2 separate regions of the Homo sapiens genome follow, and region 2 is linked to region 1. A link is an interaction called in ENCODE POLR2A ChIA-PET data of the cell type or tissue named here. Cell type or tissue: B cell. All regions are shown on one strand. Each heading gives the region's core, and the rest is flanking DNA. Links, peaks and the distances in the headings are about the cores only.

The links. Peaks named below come from ENCODE experiments on the same cell type or tissue, not always from the same donor. Only the 100,000 strongest peaks of a DNase experiment are listed, where the experiment ranks them.
Region 2: POLR2A ChIA-PET joins it to region 1 with 5 read pairs; 7 of 35 experiments call an interaction of 5 or more read pairs at or near these places.

The regions. Positions count from the first base shown.
Region 1 is chr20:47,505,876-47,515,068 of GRCh38, forward strand. All of the region lies in intron 1 of NCOA3 (nuclear receptor coactivator 3), which reads left to right. Among named protein-coding and RNA genes, the nearest start is that of NCOA3, 8.6 kb to the left of the region's middle. In B cell, for the core only: no CTCF peak of the experiment used is centred there; no DNase peak of the experiment used is centred there; H3K27ac peaks cover 1,694 bases.
Region 2 is chr20:47,215,952-47,225,144 of GRCh38, forward strand. It overlaps ZMYND8 (zinc finger MYND-type containing 8), which reads right to left. Exons shown (of 23, transcript NM_001281775.3): 19 at 8,366-8,605; 20 at 5,363-5,523; 21 at 4,307-4,373. Among named protein-coding and RNA genes, the nearest start is that of MIR3616, 54 kb to the left of the region's middle. In B cell, for the core only: CTCF peaks have their summits at 4,328 (motif pointing right) and 4,530; a DNase peak (open chromatin) is centred at 4,310.

The DNA.
Region 1 (9,193 bases), core at 4,004-6,503:
ACTGCAACCTCTGCCTCCCAGGTTCAAGCGATTCTCGTGCTTCAGCCCCTGCCCGAGTAGCTGGGACTACCGGCGCTCGCCACCATGCCCGGCTAATTTTTGTATTTTTAGTAGAGATGGGGTTTCATCGTGTTGGCCAGGCTGGTCTCGAACTCCTGACCTCAAGTGATCCTCCTGCTTTGGCCTTCCAAAGTGCTGGGGTTACAGGCGTGAGCCACCGCTCCCGGCCCATTTTCTCCCATTTTATGAGTGCTTCTTGGGGTTGGGGAGGGGTTACAAAATAAACACTTCAGAATTAAGGTGGAGGAGGGGCTTTGTGGTAATGAGGCATATTCCATGAGTTTGGTCATGTTTTTACTAGGTAAATTCATTTTGTCTATCATTTTTCTGAGAGGGTTTCTGGGAGAAGATTATTTTAGGTTAAAGATGCAATTTATCCAGAGCCTAACTTTATTTTCAGCCCCCTAACAAATTATGGAATTGAATTTAATTGCCTTTCCCTTTCCTACCTTCTGGTGGAGAGTTTTTAAATGAACAGGAAAATGGCCAGAAAATACACAGCAGGAGTAGGATGGGAGACCTGCAGTGTGTAGAAGGCCGATTTATCCACAAACTGGATAATCTTCTTAGGCTGCATACTGCCAGTACCAAACTTTGTTAGCATTAACTCAGTTTGGTAGGTACTGCCAGCCTAGGTCAGTTTACAGTGGGGGGCAGTAATAGGGTTTATTTAACTAACTGTGTAGTAAACTTTGTGGCCTAAAGGCAAAGGAAAGGAGTCGGACCTGACTGGCAAACAGGTTTTACCCATTTAAAGTAATATTCCAAGAGCAAATGGACTAGTGTCTATTTTGTTTGGCTTTTAAAATATTTTTGTTAGGAACATCTGTGTCTTTTTTTTTAAATTTTCTGTTAATTTTTTTATTGATATGTTCTAGGAAAGGGTGTGACATTTTTCATCTGTTATTCCTATGAAAAGGTATTCTGTTGAAATGTTTAATTTCCTTGGTTAGAGGCTATGAATGAGGGTTATGCAGCTTCACTTTTTGGAAACCAGGGTGACTAGATTACTGAATTTAACTATTGATTAGCCACATAATGATGAAAAGGGAATCTTGGCCTGGGTATCACACAGTAATGGATAATCTGCTTCCTGGGGCTTTGCTTTGGTGGCTATGGCAGCTGAGTTGGCGTGGTAGATGGATAGATGGGAAAGGACTGCAGAAGTCAGCATAATCCTCAATTAGGATAAGCCTTATGGTTAATTGAATGTTGAGTGTACAGGTTAAATCCCATTATAACGAACTCCAGGGGACTGGCCAAATTATTTTGTTGTACTGGGATTAGACTTTATTAAATATTGTTTAAAACAGTCTTTTTGTTAGAGGTGTTAGAGATTTTGGAAAAATTTCCATTTATTGTAACAATTTGACAAGTTGTTCATGAACCTTCCATCTTTAATGCTTTTACCTTTAAAAAGAAAAGAAAGCATGTTGAGCTGGGCAGTGGCAGAGCATGTATATCACCCCTCCACACCATGTTTTGAGTAGCTCTTGGTTTATGTCGACAACCTAATTAGTTTGTTAGTAAGTACTACCACCATCTAAGTGTGGTCAGAAGAATGGGAAATTCCCCAGGTTTGCAGGTGACTGGTGCTGTTAATTTTTTCTGTCCCCAACAACATGTATATATATTTTTAAATTTAACCCTGATCCTTAGAGCACCCAACAACTTTTTGTTGTTGTTGTTGTTGTTGTTTTGAGATGGAGTTTCACTCTTGTTGCCCAGGCTGGAGTGCAATGGCACGATCTTGGCTCACTGTAACCTTTGCCTCCCAGGTTCAAGTGATTCTCCTGCCTCAGCCTCGTGAGTAGCTAGGATTACAGGCATGTGCCACTACACCTGGCTAATTTTGTATTTTTAGTAGAGATGGCGGTTTCTCCATGTGGGTCAGGCTGGTCTCGAATTCCCAGCCTCAGGTGATCTGCCCGCGTCGGCCTCCCAAAGTGCTGGAATTACAGGTGTGAGCCACCACGCCTGGCCAACAACTTTTAAAAAATAAATGAATATACATCATTTTAGTGTGAAATTTAAGTCAGTAATAATTGACTTAGCCCCTTTCTCCTCAGCTATCAATGTAGGTTGAGATTTTTAGGTCTATAAATTGTATTGTTTAAAAAAAAGGGATAGTAATGATGTAGTTTTTAACTTCGTGATACTATCCATATAAATATGAAAATTTTCAGAAACAAGCTTAATTTATATACATATAAGAAAAAGACTGTTCTTATGCTTGGCCAGAAATATACTTCTTTCTGTCCTGTACTTTTATTAGGTTGGTGTTTGCCAAGCTTCAGGCATTTACATCCCACCTTCATATCTAAGGCTAGCATTTTTAGTTTGTTTAGAGAATTTGGATTGGGTGCAGCAAGACATTTTTGAAGTCATTCTTTTAAATAGATGTTCCATGAAGGAGGGAAAATCTGAAAGAAGGAATTTCAAAGCAACCCAAGCAGTGTTTTGAAAATTCTCAAGACTGAAGAATAATGACTGACTAGTAGGCAGGAAGCCTGCAGTTGTATTGTGGTATTGTTCCTCCATCTCATGCATTTGAGAACTTTAGTACAAAAGAAGAGAAAGCATGGGGAGGGGAAGAAAGGGTTTTAACAAAAAAGGGGGCACTTTTGGAGTAAATATTCTTTGCCCTTCTGTTTAAATGAAATCTAAAGCCATATTATTTTACTTTGAAAGAAAATGTGTATCATAATAGAAATGTCCTAAACTGACATTTTTATAAATGAAAGTTAATTGCTGTTGGTGGAAAGAGCAGCATGATCATATGTTCAGTTTCAAAACAGAACTTTGATTAAAAAGAAATCTACATGTGAAAACCTTTTTTTCCTTTTTGGTACCTGATCAATATATTTTGTTAGCTTGTTACTTTGAAAAGAAGACTTACCTAGGGCAGAGTTCAGAATAATTTGTAAGCATGTGCTATAAGCTTTGGACAAATCAATCTCTCTTGGCCAGTTTTTAAAATTTTAAAACAAAGGGTGCTCTGTATGGTTTTCCAAGGTTCCTTATTTTATACAATTCTATAAACTTAAGGCATTATGTAGATATGTACAATGCTCTTTTACTTAAATTTTGTTGATTGAACATAAATGAATTAAGCTCTTTATACCAGATAACCGTGTGAAGTTAGATGCAGCTTTCAGTGCTGACTTATAAAGAATTTAGAGGCTGGGTCCCATGGCTCACACCTGTAATCCCAGCACTTTGAGAGGAGGATCACTTGAGCCCAGGAATTTGAGACCAGCCTGGGCAACAAAGTAAGATCCTGTCTCTATAAAAAATAGGAAAAAAAAATTAGCCGGGCATGGTGATGTGCGCCTGTGGTCCCAGCCGCATGTGAGACTGAGCTGGGAGGATGACTTGAGCCCAGGAGGTTGAGGGTGCAATGAGCTGTGATTGTGCCATTGCACACCAGCCTGAGTGACAGAGTGAGACCCTGTCTCAAAAGGGACTTTAATCGCCTGACTTCATCACAGTATATGCTATAACTGGGTAAAAGTGTGTGTGTGTGAGAGAGAGGGATTTTCAGTCCCCTCCTTCTCGTGTAAGAAAAGCAAGTGTTACTTTCTTTACTCTCAGTGAAATTGCTGTCGTTGAAATGGATTATTTAAGTCATCTTGTGGAGTAGCTATATCAGCTTGAGTTTGTTTCCAGATTGAAATTTGGCAATTTTGGGGCTGAGTGCAGTGGCTCCTGCCTGTAATCCCAGCAATTTGGGAGGCTGAGACCAGAGACTTGCTTGAGCCTAGGAGTTCAAGACCAGCCTGGGCAACATAGCAAGACCCCCCCATCTCTATTAAAAAAATTTGGCAATTTTATTTGAAAATGTTATAAGAGTTACTCAGTACTGTTTATCAAATTGTCCCTTTAGTCTACTACACACTCTGTGTTCCATCCCAGCTCATCTATTTCCTTTTACTTGCTTGGTGGTAATTGTGTTTTATGACAATGTGTTAATCTCAATTGAGGTAGTTGTCTTCACCGCAGTTGGAACAGTAGTTGACTACATATAGGAAAATCTACCAGTGAAGAAACTCCACCAGTGAGAAAAATAACTCTACACATCTTGCATCATTGGAGGGTCAGTGATATCTTTGTCATATAATAAGACAGGACTGTTACCATATTAAGTTTAAAACTACTTTCATCAGGAATCAATAAAATGGAATCCAGAAAGCGACTTTAAACGTACACAGTCATGGCCAGGAGTGGTGGTTCACGCCTGTAATCCCAGCACTTTGGGAGGCCAAGATGAGTGGATCACGAAGTCAGGAATTGGAGACCATCCTGGCCAAGATGGTGAAACTCCGTCTCTACTAAAAATATAAAAAAATTAGCTGGGCATGGTGGCGGGTGCCTGTAATCCCAGCTACTCAGGAGGCTGAGGCAGGAGAATCGTTTGAACCCTGGAGGTAGAGGTTGCCGTGAGCTGAGATCGCGCCACTGCACTCCAGCCTGGGTGACAGAGCAAGACTCCATCTCAAAAAAAAAAAAAAAGTACACGATCATATCTAGAATGGTAGAAGCCTTGAGTGTATGGGTTCTAAGATTTGGCAAACCTGTAAGCATGAACTTGCCCAGTAACCTTCAGTTTCCCTTTTCTTTCCCCCAAATCACAATATAGTCATCCACATGGGACTTTTAAAAATTAATTCAATTTTTGGAGAGGGTCTTGCTCTGTCATCTAGGATGGAGTGTAGTGTCACCATCACAGTTCACTGCAGCCTTGACCTACTGGGCTCAAGCGGTCCTCCCAGCGCAGCCTCCCAGTAGCTGTGACTACAGGCACATGTCACCACTCCTGGCTGATGTTTTTAAGTTTTGTATAGAAGGTGTGTCTTTGGCTGGTCTTGAACTCTTGGGATCAAGCGATCCTTCTGCCTTGGTCTCCCAAAGTGCTGGGATTACAGATGTGAGCCATCGTGCCCAGTATAGTGAGTTTTCTTAAACTTAGTTTTCATACCACTCTTCTAAGTCTTGAGGCCTTAAACTTCAATCATCTTTAATTTGCTGCTGCTTGGTTGTTGTTGCCTACTCTTCCATGCACAGACATACTTAATCAGTGATTATTATGCCTTTACTATTTAAGGAACTGTGAGAGTTAACAAAGTTTGTGACCTCCAAGTGTGCACAATCAATCAGGTACTCATATCACTTCAGTACAAGGCAATCAGTGATAAGTCGGTTTTGCCTATAGAGATTGTAGAGAAGTTCAGAGGAGGCAAGGGACTACTACTGATCCAGGCCATCAGGGTACAGCATGTTGAAGAATAAGATTTAAACATTTTCTTTCTTTCTTTCTTTTTTTTTTTTTGAGATGGGGGTCTCACTGTGTTGCCCAGGCCAGAGTGCAGTGGCATGATCATGGTTCACTGCAGCCTTGACCACCAGGGCTCAAGCGGTTTTCCTGCCTCTGCCTCCCAAGTAGCTGGGACTACACGTGTCCACCACCATGCCTAATTTTTTTTTTTTTTTTTTTTTTGAGACAGAGTCTCTCTTTGTCACCCAGGCTGGAGTGCAGTGGCGTGTTCTTGGCTATATAGATATATAGCTGAGATATGTATCTCTCTCGAGATATATATATATATATATATATATATATATATTTCTTTTTTTTTTTGAGACGGTCTTGCTCTGTCACCCAGGCTAGAATGCACTGGTGCTATCTCAGATCACCGCAACCTCCACCTCCCCGGTTCAAGTGAATCTCCTGCCTCAGCCACCCGAGTAGCTGGGGTTACAGGCAGCACTACCACGTGGACCCAGCTAATTTTTGTATTTTTAGTAGAGACGGGGTTTCACCTTGTTGGCCAGGCTGATCTTGAACTCCTGGCATCATGATCTGCCCGTCTCCAAAATAAAATAAGTGGGAACTATGCTACACATGGACATATTGTGTGGAATAATAGACAAGAGACTAGGAAGGGTGAGGAGGGGGATGATGAGAGATTACTTAATGGGTACAATGTATGTGATTTGAGTAAATGATGCCCTAAAAGTCCTGGCTTCACCACTAGGCAATCTATGCATGTAACAAAATTACACTTGTACCCCATAAATTTATACAAATTAAAAAAAATCAGGCTGGGTGCAGGGGCTCATGCCCATAATATCAATACTTTGAGAGGCTGAGGCAGGAGGACTGCTTAAAGCCGGAAGTTAAAGACTAGGCTGGGCAATATAGTGAGACCCCATCCTATGAAAAAAAAATAGGAAATAATAAAATAATTTTTACAAAAAACAAAATATAAACACAAAAAAAGTTTTTCTTCTAGAAAAAATAACTAATTTACATCTCAATAAGATAAAAACAATCCAACTTAAAAATAGGCAAAAGAGACTGGACCCCGTAGCTCACACCTATAATCCCAGCACTTTGGGAGGCTGAGGCGGGCGGATCGTGAGGTCAAGAGATCGAGACCATCCTGGCCAACATGGTGAGACACCGTCTCTACTGAAAATAAAAAATTAGCCGGGCATGGTGGCACATGCCTGTAGTCCCAGCTACTCGGGAGGTTGAGGCAGGAGAATTGCTTGAACCCGGCAGGCGAAGGTTGCAGTGTGCCGACATAGCGCCACTGCACTCGAACGTGGCAACAGAGTGAGACTCTGTCTCACTAAAAAAAAAAAAAAAAAAAACACAAAAGATATATACAGAGACTTCACAGAAAAAAGGTACACCAGTGGCAAGTAAGTACGAAAAAAGATGCTCAACATCAGCCATTAGGGAAACTGAAAACTACAATGAGATACCACTATACACTCACTATGAGGGGTAACATTAAAAAGACTGACCATACCGTTTGTTGGTAAGGATGTGGAACAACTAGAACTGTATCATACGTGGATACATGGCTAGGAGAAATGTGAAATGGTACAATCACTTTGAGAAACAGTGGGCAGTTTCTTTAAATTTGTAAATATTGGCTGGGTGCAGTGGCTCAAGCCTGTAATCCCAGCACTTTGGAAGGCTGAGGTGGGGGATCACTTGAGATCAGGAGTTTGAGACCAGCCTGGCCAACATGGCAAAACCTGGTCTCTACTAAAAATACAAAAAATTAGCCAGATGTGATGGTGTGTGCCTGTAACCCCAGCTTCTCAGGAGGCTGAGGCATGAGAATAGCTGAGGCATGAGAAGAGCCCAGAAGGCAGAGGTTGCAGTGAGCCGAGATCCCACCACTGCACTCCAGCTGGGGAAACAGAGCAAGACTCTGTCTCAAAAAAATTAAAAAAAATAAAATAAACTTGTAAATATTATACACTTAGCATATAACCCAGCCATTCTACTTCTGGGTTCCCCCCAAGAGAAACACAAGCTTAGGTCCACACACTACCCTATACACAAATACGCAGAGAAGCTGCTTACTTACCATCAAATACATATGAGGATATTTACTTCCAGTTTTGTTTGAAATAATATGAAACTGAATAAATCATGATATAACCATACAATGGAATGCAGTGTAATTATTAGAAATTTCTAAGCAACTATTAGCCGGGCGAGGCGGCTCAAGCCTGTAACCTCAGCACTTTGGGAGGCTGAGGCAAGCAGATCATTCAAGGCCAGGAGTTTGAGACCAGCCTGGCCAACATGGCAAAATGCGGTTTCTACTAAAAATACAAAAATTAGCTGGGCGTGGTGACACACACCTATAATCCCAGCTACTCAGGAGGCTGAAACATGAGACTCACTTGAATCCAGGAGGCAAAGGTTGCAGTGAGCCAAGATCGCGCCACTACACTCCAGCCCGATGGAGCAAGACTCTGTCTCAAAAAAAAAAAAAAAAAAAAAAAAAATTATAAGCAACTGTAAATCAAACTGATATGAATCCTTCCCCAAGATCATTTTTAAAGTATGTACAGTGCAAAGCAGGGCTCTTGAGTGCCAGTTACTTAGGTGTGTTCATTTTATAACAATTTAGCAAGCTGTACTTGTGCCCTTCCATAAATATATTATACATCAATTTAAAGTTTGCCAAAAATATAGGCGAAATGCTTAAACTTAAAAACTTTAAACTATATGCATGTATATGTACCTAGACTAGGGTAACAATGGTTCCAGGGCAGGGAAGGAGGCAGCTAAGAAAGGACGGCCACTGTATACCCTCTGATAACTTTTAAATTGATCTGATGTGTACCTGTAATTTATTTCAAAAAGTATTTTCTTAACTGAGACCATTTGCAACTCTCTTTAAGTCAACATTTTCTTTTTTTTTTCTAGTATCAGAAGATTTTATTTTTTTACTTTTATTTTTTTGAATTTTTTTTTTAATTTATCAACATTTTCTTAATATAGAAATAAAGTAGAGGCAGAGATGGATTTAGGTCCATAACAGTTCTTCATAACCCAATTTCAAATTTTCTACATATCACAACAGTCTCATTCTCACTACTTTTATAACTGAAAAAACAGTATAAATTTCAAAAATAAACTTGTAACAAATCTTTTTTTATTTTTTTTGAGACGGTCTCTGTTGCCCAGGCTGCAGTGCAGTGGTACAATCTTGACTCACTGAAATCTCCACCTCCCAGGTTCAAGCGATTCTCATGTCTCAGCCTCTGGAGTAGCTGGGTGTATAGGCATGTGCCATCATTCCCACCTAATTTTTTTTTTGTATTTTTGGTAGAGATTGGGTTTCACCATGTTGGCCTGGCTGGTCTCAAATTCCTGCCCTCAAGTGATCTGGCCCACCTCGGCCTCCCAAAGTGCTGGGATCACAGGTGTGCTGTTTTTTTGTTTGTTTGTTTTGTTTTGTTTTTTGCTTTTTTTTTTTTTTTTTTTTTGAGACAGAGTCTTGCTCTGTCACCCAGGCTAAAGAGCAGTGGTGCAATCTCAGCTCACTGCAACCTCCGCCTCCAGAGTAGCTGGGATTACAGGTGCCTGCCACTATGCCTGGCTAATTTTTGTATTTTTAGCAGAGACAGAGTTTTGCCATGTTGGCCAGGCTGGTCTTGAACTCGTGACTTTAGGTGATGCACTTGCCTCAGCCTCCCAAAGTGCTGGGATTACAGGCATGAGCCACCACACCCAGCCTCTTGTATTTTAAATAGTGTTTTGTATAAGATTTCATTTGTGTTAAAAAAAAAAAATTCTACAGCAAAAGAGGTTTGAAAAACC
Region 2 (9,193 bases), core at 3,221-5,720, 290 kb before region 1:
GTGCCTAGGAAGAAAAGCAATACAGAGTGAGAAATCTGGCTACAACAAAGGATGCAGATGCCTTTGAACGGCAGGAGGGAAGGACAGAGCACACCACGGAGGCCCTGCAGAGGGCAGAGGAGCAGCCCTGAGCGCCCAGGGATGGTGACGCAGGGAGAGATGCAGGGAGGTCCAAAACAGAGCAGAGAACTTGAGAAATAGCCATCATGGACGATGGAATCCTGATAAAAACAAAAAACTTGGGTCACAACACAGGCCTCTGGCCAGGCACGGTGGCTCATGCCTGTAATCCAGCACTTTGGGAAGCCAAGGTGGGTGAATCACTTGAGGTCAGGAGTTCAAGACCAGCCTGGCCAACACAGTGAAACCTTGTCTCTATTAAAAATACAAAAAATTAGTTGGGCATGGTGATGCACACCTGTAATCCCAGCTACTCAGGAGGCTGAGGCAGGAGAATCACCTGAATTGAGGAGGCAAAGGTTGTAGTGAGCCAAGATCACGCAACTGCACTCCAGTCTGGACAACAGAGCGAAGACTCTGTCTCAAAAAAAAAAAAAAAAAAAAAAAGGGCCGGGCTGGGCGTAGTGGCTCAAGCTTGTAATCCCAGCACTTTGGGAGGCCAAGGCACGTGAAATCACCTGAGGTCAGGGGTTCAAGACCAGCCTGGCCAACATGGTGAAACCCCATCTCTACTAAAAATACAAAATTAGCTGGGTGTGGTGGTGCACACCTATAATCCCAGCTACTCGGGAGGCTGAGGCAGGAGAATCACTTGAACCCAGGAGGCAGAGGTTGCAGTGAGCCGAGATCATGCCACTGCACTCCAGCCTGGGCGACAGAGCAAAGACTCTGTCTCAAAAAAGTAGAATAAAAAAAGAACACAGGTCTCTGGGGACAAAAAGTATTAATAAAAGAAAAACATATTGGGAAGACGATCCGGCAGAAGAGAATATCTGCTTCTGAGGTTAGTGACCCAGATTTGCGTGTGTGATGAGAGGAGTTTGTGTTCTTGTGTAACATTCTCCAGTTAAGCACTGAGGCTCAGGTGCAGGTAAATCAAAAGCGGAAAGCTGGGGTTCATCCAAGGTGAGGTTTTGCCAAATGGACATGCTAGGAAAACAGGAAGGGCCTGGGAGACTGGGTTGTATTAGCAACAGTACTCCATGGAAATTAAGCTGGGTAAGGAGGTAGGAAGGAGGGAGGTATAGAAACAAGACAGTTAGTAGAATTGGGTGAGGAAAAAAAGGCCACATCTGCACGCTGACGTTTCCTAGAGATCAGTGCCTTATTAGCAGAGCCACGCACAAGTGCCATTACTCAGCCATTTTTGAGTTACAACAATTTTATAGGTGTCCACCTAAGTATACCTGACATATGGTTGCAAGCATGAGTCTGGATTGCAAAGCTCAATTGGTTGCATATGGTTGCAAAGCTCAGTCCTTGTTAAAAAGAGAATCAAGAAATATGAGAGATGCTAAAGACATCTCAGTATCAAACTAAGCCTGTTCGAAGGGGAAGTGAAGAGGGAGTTGCTTTCTCAGTAGGTGCTTCCGTCATATTTAATGCCAAGTTCGTATCCTTCCTAAAGTGAGCTCACGTTACTCCCTCTGACTGTGCCCCCAAATCCCACCCACCCACCTTTCAAAGCATGAGTCTGGAGAGATCTGAACTGAAGTCTTGGCTCTCATAATTACTCATTGAGTTACCTGGGCATCTGAGTTAATGTCTCTGGACCTCAACTTGCTCATCTGTATAATGGAAATACTAACTATGCTCTTACAGACATTGGGGAAAAACATGATAAGGTGTTCATGCTCTTCAGTATCACCAATAGCTGCTCTTCTGACTTCCTTTGAAACTCCACGAAGATAGGCATTTATCTGCCTTATTCAGAAAAACTGCCCCTTCCTCCCCCTGCTCGCCCCCCTCTTCCCCCCACCATTTACTGGGGCTTCTTGCCTCCTCTCCCTTCCACTCCCTGGGCCAGTGTGCCTCAGGTCAGGAGTCAGCAAACTATGGCCAGCTCAATGCCTGTTTTTGCAATTCAAGTTTCATTGGCACAAGGCACACGTTTGTTTACATATTATCTATGTCTACTTTCACACTACAACGGCAGGGTGAGCAGCTATGACAGGAACCATGCGGCCTGCAAAACCTAAAATACTTACTAAATGGCCCTCTATGGAAAAAGTTTCTTGACCCTGGTCTAGGTAATACTCCTCCAGCTCAGAATGGAATACGATGCCTCTCCCAACTACCTTCCTGTATGCCACCCTCCTGATGCCAACAGACTCCTGCCAGATTCATCCTACCACGGCATCATTCATCTTCTCAGATGCCATTTCAATCAAGCCACTTTGAGGCTCCAAAACCCTAACAGCACCCCTCTGTCTGAAACGGTGTTTCCCTAACTTGGACCTTCCTCACACCACTTGTGCCATTTCGACACATCCATAGTCCTCTTACATATTGCTTAGTTCATGTTTTTATTTTAAACTTATGTAACTTAGGTAAATAACTAAACTTTTATTGTTAACCAACAAAAAACACAAAACCAATAAAATCTGCTGTTAAATCAAGGGCAACTCCAAAAATGAATGTAATGAAAACCTTAAATTAAAAGTTCTAGGGTGGGGAGCATGCGGCTAAAATCTAGAGTCTGCTCAGTCTTTGTTAAAAAGAGAATCAGGAAATATGAGAGATGCTAAAGACATCTTAGCACTAAACTGAGCCTGTTACAAGGGGAAGTGAAGAGGGAGTTGCTTTTTCAATAGGTGGTTCAGTCATATTTAATGCCAAGTTCATATCCTCCCTCCTAAAGCAAGCTCATATTACTCCCTCTGACTGTGCCCCCAAATCCCATCCAACTTTCAAGGCCTAGCCCCTTAGGGAAACCGTTCCCAGCCCCTAACAATGGACATCACTTCTTCCTCCATGCACTCAATATGCAGAAGTGAAATGAAATGTTTGCTTTTCAGCTCAAGAGAATCGTCAGTGGCTCACGCCTGTAATCCCAGCACTTCCGGAGGCAGAGGCGGGAGGATCACTTGAGGTCAAGAGATCAAGACCAACCTGGCCAACATGGCAAAACCCCGTTTCTACAATTTTTTTTTTTTTTTTTTTTGAGAGAGAGTCTCGCTCTGTCTTCCAGGCTGGAGCGCAGTGGCACGATCTCGACTCACTGCAACCTCCACCTCCTGGGTTCAAGCGATTCTCCTGCCTCAGCCTCCCAAGTAGCTGGGATTACAGGCGCATGTCACCACGCCCAGCTAATTTTTGTACTTTTAGTAGAGACAGGGTTTCACCATGTTGGTCAGGCTGGTCTCAAACTCCTGACCTTGTGATCCGCCCACCTCAGCCTCCCAAAGTGCTGGGATTACAGGCATGAGCCACTGCGCCCGGCCTACCAAAATTTTTTTAAAAAATTAGCCAGGCATGGTGGTGCGTCCCTGTAGTCCCAGCTACTTGGGAGGCTGAGGCAGGAGAATCACTTGAGCCTGGGAGGCGGAGGTTGCAGTGAGCTGAGATCACACTACTGCACTCCAGCCTGGGCGACAGGGCAAGACTGTCTCAAAAAAAAAAAAAAATCATCATCAGGCAGAAAGGTCCTGGAGCTGTGGTGCCAGGCAAAAACCTTGAATGAAGTAAAACTGTCTTCCACCAGGAAGACACCTTCTCTGAACCCTTCTGGAATGACCCAAAACTGCTTTAAGAAAGTGCAGGAAAAAGATTCTTTGGGCTAAGGAAGGAAGACAGCTCAAACCCCACAGAAGAAAAAACCTAGATGTCAAGTCTCAGAAATTTCCCCAAACCTGCCTGCCAGGTTATTCTCCAAAAGGAAAGGATTTAACAGAAAGATCATCCACTTAAGCACTGCCTTCAATTCTCAAAGGCTTGAGCGCCTTCATCCACCATATGCAGGTGTCAGAACCTCAGAATAAAATCTTACACAGTGTCATTTACCGTTCTCATTTCCCTGAGAGAGAGAGAAAAAAAAAACTTCCCAATCCAAATGCACTTCTTCTACCCTACCCCAGGTCAGCAACAGAACCCTCTGTCCAAATGGAGTTTTATGTGGATCCCCAGTAAATACAATAGGTAATACCGATCAGCTTGAAGAGGTACCTGAAAGTTAACATGCTCAGCTACCCCCTCACCCCCACTGACCCACCCCAGGCACCCCTAAGGATCCATAATCGTTTGGAAACCATTGGAATAAACCCTTCAAATTCTCCCTGACAAAATGGCTCCCCATCTGCCCATCTGAAATGTGAAAGCACCGTTCGCCCACCAGGGGGCAACATACCAGAGCCTTGGTTGGAGCCTAAGAGAATGGAGGAGGGCGTCTCTCTGGAGCCAGAAAGGTCAAGGGTCTAGAAATACAAAAAGAAAAAGATGGACTCAAGGCACTGAGGCTACTGTCGCCCCCACAGGGAAATCCAGGGAGTCATGGGGGTGCTCATCGCTGCCCCCAAAGCATCTCAGTGTCCTCTGCCTGGCACGGTCAGGTGGGAGTGATGGGCACAGGGCGGCCAGGTGGCCAAACCCCAGGTACCATCTCCCACACTGAACAGACTGGAACGCAGCACCAGAGTGGCCCCTCACTGTACCCTAGAACATTCACTGTTTCCTAAACTCCACTCACTAACAGAACCCCCTCCAGATTTTTGCCATATCCAAGGAGAAAGTACATTACTTCAAAATTCTGTCAGTCCGCTTTTAATTCATGCTAGCCTCTGACTAGGTAATACTATCAGTTAAACCAACATGTTTTAACTGACAGTCTAACGATTTATCTTTTTCCTAATATGCAATGAAATAGATATACAGTGACTAAAAATGTAAAAAACTATATACTCATGAAAATAGTCTTTGCATACCATCAATGTCACATACATCACACCCTGGCAAACAAACAAGGAGGTGAAACCTTCGTGGCCCAATAGGGCAGCCACTAGCCACATGTGGCTACTGAAATCTCAATTAATTAAAATTAAATAAAACTGTAAAATCAGGTCCTCGGTCACACTAGCTGCATTTCAAGTGCTCAAAAGCTGCATGTAGCTAGCAGCTACCATTCTGGACGGGAAGTACAGAACATTTCCATCATCGCAGAAAGTTCTCCTGGGCAACACTATTCTACACTTTGAGGGTCCCCAGCAGAGAGTACTGGGGAGCAGCTGCCAGGTCCCACACACGCCGGCCCAGGCTCCATGTTCCCACACATCCACTGGAAATGCCGGCACACTGTTAGGACAAGCCTCCCACAACACGGAACTTTCAGGGCGGCAGACAGGGGGTCCTAAGTCCACTTGGCACAAAGGGTAGATGTCACTAGCCAAAGGCATGGGGGGATCCTCACCGAGCCACTCTCCTTGCTTTTCTCAGCTGACGTCTCCTTCTCTTTGGAGGCGCTGGCCGTTTCTGAAGGTGCTGATTGTGTGCTCGAGGAGCTCCCCTGGGAGGACTTATTTAGTGTTTCTGTGTTCACCTCAGCATCCGCTTCCTGCTGAGGAGCAGTAGCTGGGGACAAAGGAGAGAGAGAGACGCCACATATACACAGAGTACGATGATTTTGAAACATGCATGGAGCCCCGCCCTGCACCCAGTGGCACCCAAGGCTCAGCCCTACCCAGGGCATAAAAGTGGAGGCTCAAGGGGGCCAGATTGCCAGAGTTTTCCAGAAGCTGGAATTCCAAACTTTAGAATTCCAAATTTTAACATAAACATGCTGAGATGGAGTCTCGCTCTGTCAGCCAGGCTGGAGTGCAATGGCACGATCTCAGCTCACTGCAACCTCTGTCTCCTGGGTTCAAGTGATTCTCTTGTCTCAGCCCACCAAGTAGCTGGGACTCAGGTGCACACCACCATGTCCGACTAATTTTTTGTATTTTTAGTAGAGACAGGGTTTCACCATGTTGGTCAAGCTGGTATTGAACTCCTGACCTTAGGTGATCCACCCACCTCGGCCTCCCAAAGTGCTAGGATTACAGGCTTGAGCCACCGTGCCTAGCCAACATGTTGATTTTTAATGGTTAGCAATTCAAGTTTTATTAAATCATTCTGGAGATGAAAGTATATTCCTGGAACAAATAAAGCCCATCAACAAGAGCCAACCTGTAACTGCTGATTTAGTTACTCTATTTAGTCATTTCTAGGTGGAGACCTATATTTTTAGCCCCAGAGACTTTCTTCCTTCTAAGGTGGGACAGGAAAACCACGTGAAAGGCGACATGCTATCAGAGGCCCAGAGAATCTGGAGATGGCAGAAACTTGGACACATAGAAAAACAGGGCGTTTGGGGCCGGGTGCGGCGGCTCATGCCTGTAATCCCAGCACTTTGGGAGGCTGAGGCGGGCAGATCACGAGGTCAGGAGATCAAGACCATACTGGCTAACACAGTAAAACCCTGTCTCTACTAAAAAACACAAAAAATTAGCCAGGCGTGGTGGCGGGCACCTGTAGTCCCAGCTACTAGGGAGGCTGAGGAAGGAGAATGGCATGAGCCCGGGAGGCGGAGCTTGCAGTGAGCTGAGATCGCGCCGTTGCACTCCAGCCTGGGAGAAAGAGCGAGACTCCGTCTCAACGAAAAAAAAAAGGAAAAGAAAAACGCGTCTGGGAGGAATTTAGGAAGAACAGATGTAATTATGTCACAAAAAAAGGAAAGCCGAAGGACATTTTGGCCATCTTGGCAAAACAGCAAAAGGCTCATCAGACACATTCCAGAACGGAGGGAAAACACAAAGAGACTTTACTCCAGTAAGAGACCAAAAGTCTCTACAAAGAAGACATCTCCCTAAAGACTAAAGAACAGGGCAAGGTATTCTCCAATATTGCCTTTTAAAAAATAATAAAATAACAGATTTGTCTAGAGCAAGAGCTGGCAAGCTAGTGCTGCCTGTTTTATTGGCAGACAGCCACATCCATCCATTTATATATCATCTATGTCCATCCATTTACATATCATCTAAGACTGCTTCTGCACTGCAACAGCAGAGTTAAGTAGTAGCAACAGAAACCACATGGTGTACAAAGCCTAAAATATTCACTCTCGCCCTTCACAGAAAAAGTTTACCAACCCCTGGTCAAGCTTCTCACACTTGAGTCATTTACATACCACCTTTGCAAATTTTGCCAATCCGCAGACATACTACTTTATTGTATTATTTATGGGACACTTGAAATTCTTTAAAATGGAAGTGTTTAATTCCAACCATACAAAGCTAGTATCATTTGCCACAAATAAAAGCTAATGGTAAAAAATAACTTATAGGCTGGGCGTGGTGGCTCACACCTGTAATCCCAGTACTTTGGGAGGCTGAGGCCGGCAGATCACTTGAGGTCAGGAGTTCAAGACCAGCCTGGCCAACATGGTGAAACCCTGTCTCTACTAATAATACAAAAATTAGCTGCGCATGGTGATGTGTGCCTGTAATACCAGCCACTTGGGAGGCTGAGGCAGGAGAATCAGTGGAAGCCAGGAGGCAGGGTTGCAGTGAGCCGAGATCGTGTCACTGCACTCCAGCCTGGGGGACAAGAGCAAAACTCTGTCTCAAAATAATAATAATAATAATTCATAAAATATTATTGATGCCAGGCGCTGTGGCTCACGCCTGTAATCCCAGCACTTTGGGAGGCCAAGGTAGGTGGATCACCTGAGGTCAGGAGTTAAAGACCAGCCTGACCAACATGGAGAAACCCCATCTCTACTAAAAATACTAAAAATTAGCCGGGCATAGTGGCATATTTCTGTAATCCCAGCTACTCGGGAGGCTGAGGCAGGAGAATCGCTTGAACCCGGAAGGCAGAGGTTGCACTAAGCCGAGATCACGCCACTGCACTCCAGCCTGGGCAACAAGAGCGAAACTCTGTCTCAAAAAAAAAAAAAAAAGGATAAATTCTAACTAGATAGTGCTTCCTGCTGGAAGCTCTAGGCCTGGGGACTGCTTGTTCTATGTTGGAAAGGGTGATTACAAATATTACAGCAGTGTCAAAGATAGGTTAGTACCAAACTAACACTTTTTACTTAACAAAGAAATTGGGAATCCATATTATCTAAAGCCACAAGTCCATTACTGCCAAAAAAAACACAGTGTCTCAACTTCAGTACTACTGACACTTTAGGCCTGAGAAGAGATCAAGGGTTCTGCAAAGATCAAAGGTTCAAAATGCCCATGGCTCAAGTTTTAGCTATGTGCCTGCACACTGCTCACCTGTGTGTAAGACACAATTGTTTTTGAGTGAAAGTGTCCAGAAGCCAGGCAAGCTCCCTTGACAATTAGCCCTGAGACCCCTGAAGTCCACAGGGGAGACCAATGCCAAGCCACTGCAGCCCAGGACGGGAGGCAGCCCCACAGGGCATTACCTGACTGGGTGCAGGACTTCATGTGCTCAGGCCAGTGGGCTTGCTGGCAGGGGTAGTCACAGTAGCTGGTGTTCCAACAGCAGTAAAAGATGGCCTCCTTCTTGCAGTTGGCGCACCACTGCTTCTTCTTGGTCTCATCCACCGCCTGCTGCTTCTCCAACTCCAGCTGCTTCTTCACCTCGGCGATGAGCCGGTCCCGCTCCTGCTCCAGGCTCTGCCGCATCTCCGCCATGGTCAGCTCTGGTGGAGGAGGGGAAGAACACCGCTCATCACCTGACCCCAGCCTGGGGTGTGGGGTTATTCCTGCCCCCAGATTCAGGCAGACGTGGATGCAAGACCTGGCTGGGAGAAGCCCTGGCTGTGTGCCCATGGGCAATAACCTAGCCCGAGTCTTCATCTGTAAATAGGGCATTCATCATGGTGACCAGATGGTGCTGCCTGTTGAGAGTGGACATGAGGTGCCCAGCATGGACATAACTGCAGCCCCAGAGGATTTTCCACACCAGACTACATTCTGGGAATTCCTCAAAGTAACCCTTGAAACAACTGCCACCAAAACTCACTTTCTATCCTATTATTCATTAACATAAGCCTTTTCCCCCCTATCAATCAAATACCTATACAGCACCCACTACATGAAGGCACTGTTCTAAGAACTTTATAAATATTAACTCATATAACCCTCATCCTAATAATCCTACGGGGTAAGTACTACTATTCTACCCCTTTCGCAGATGAGGAAACCGAGGCAAACAGCTAGCTGGGCCTAGACCTCAGGCGTGCTTTCTTGTAGGTGTCTCCTGTGGCACTGGATCCAGATGGGACTGT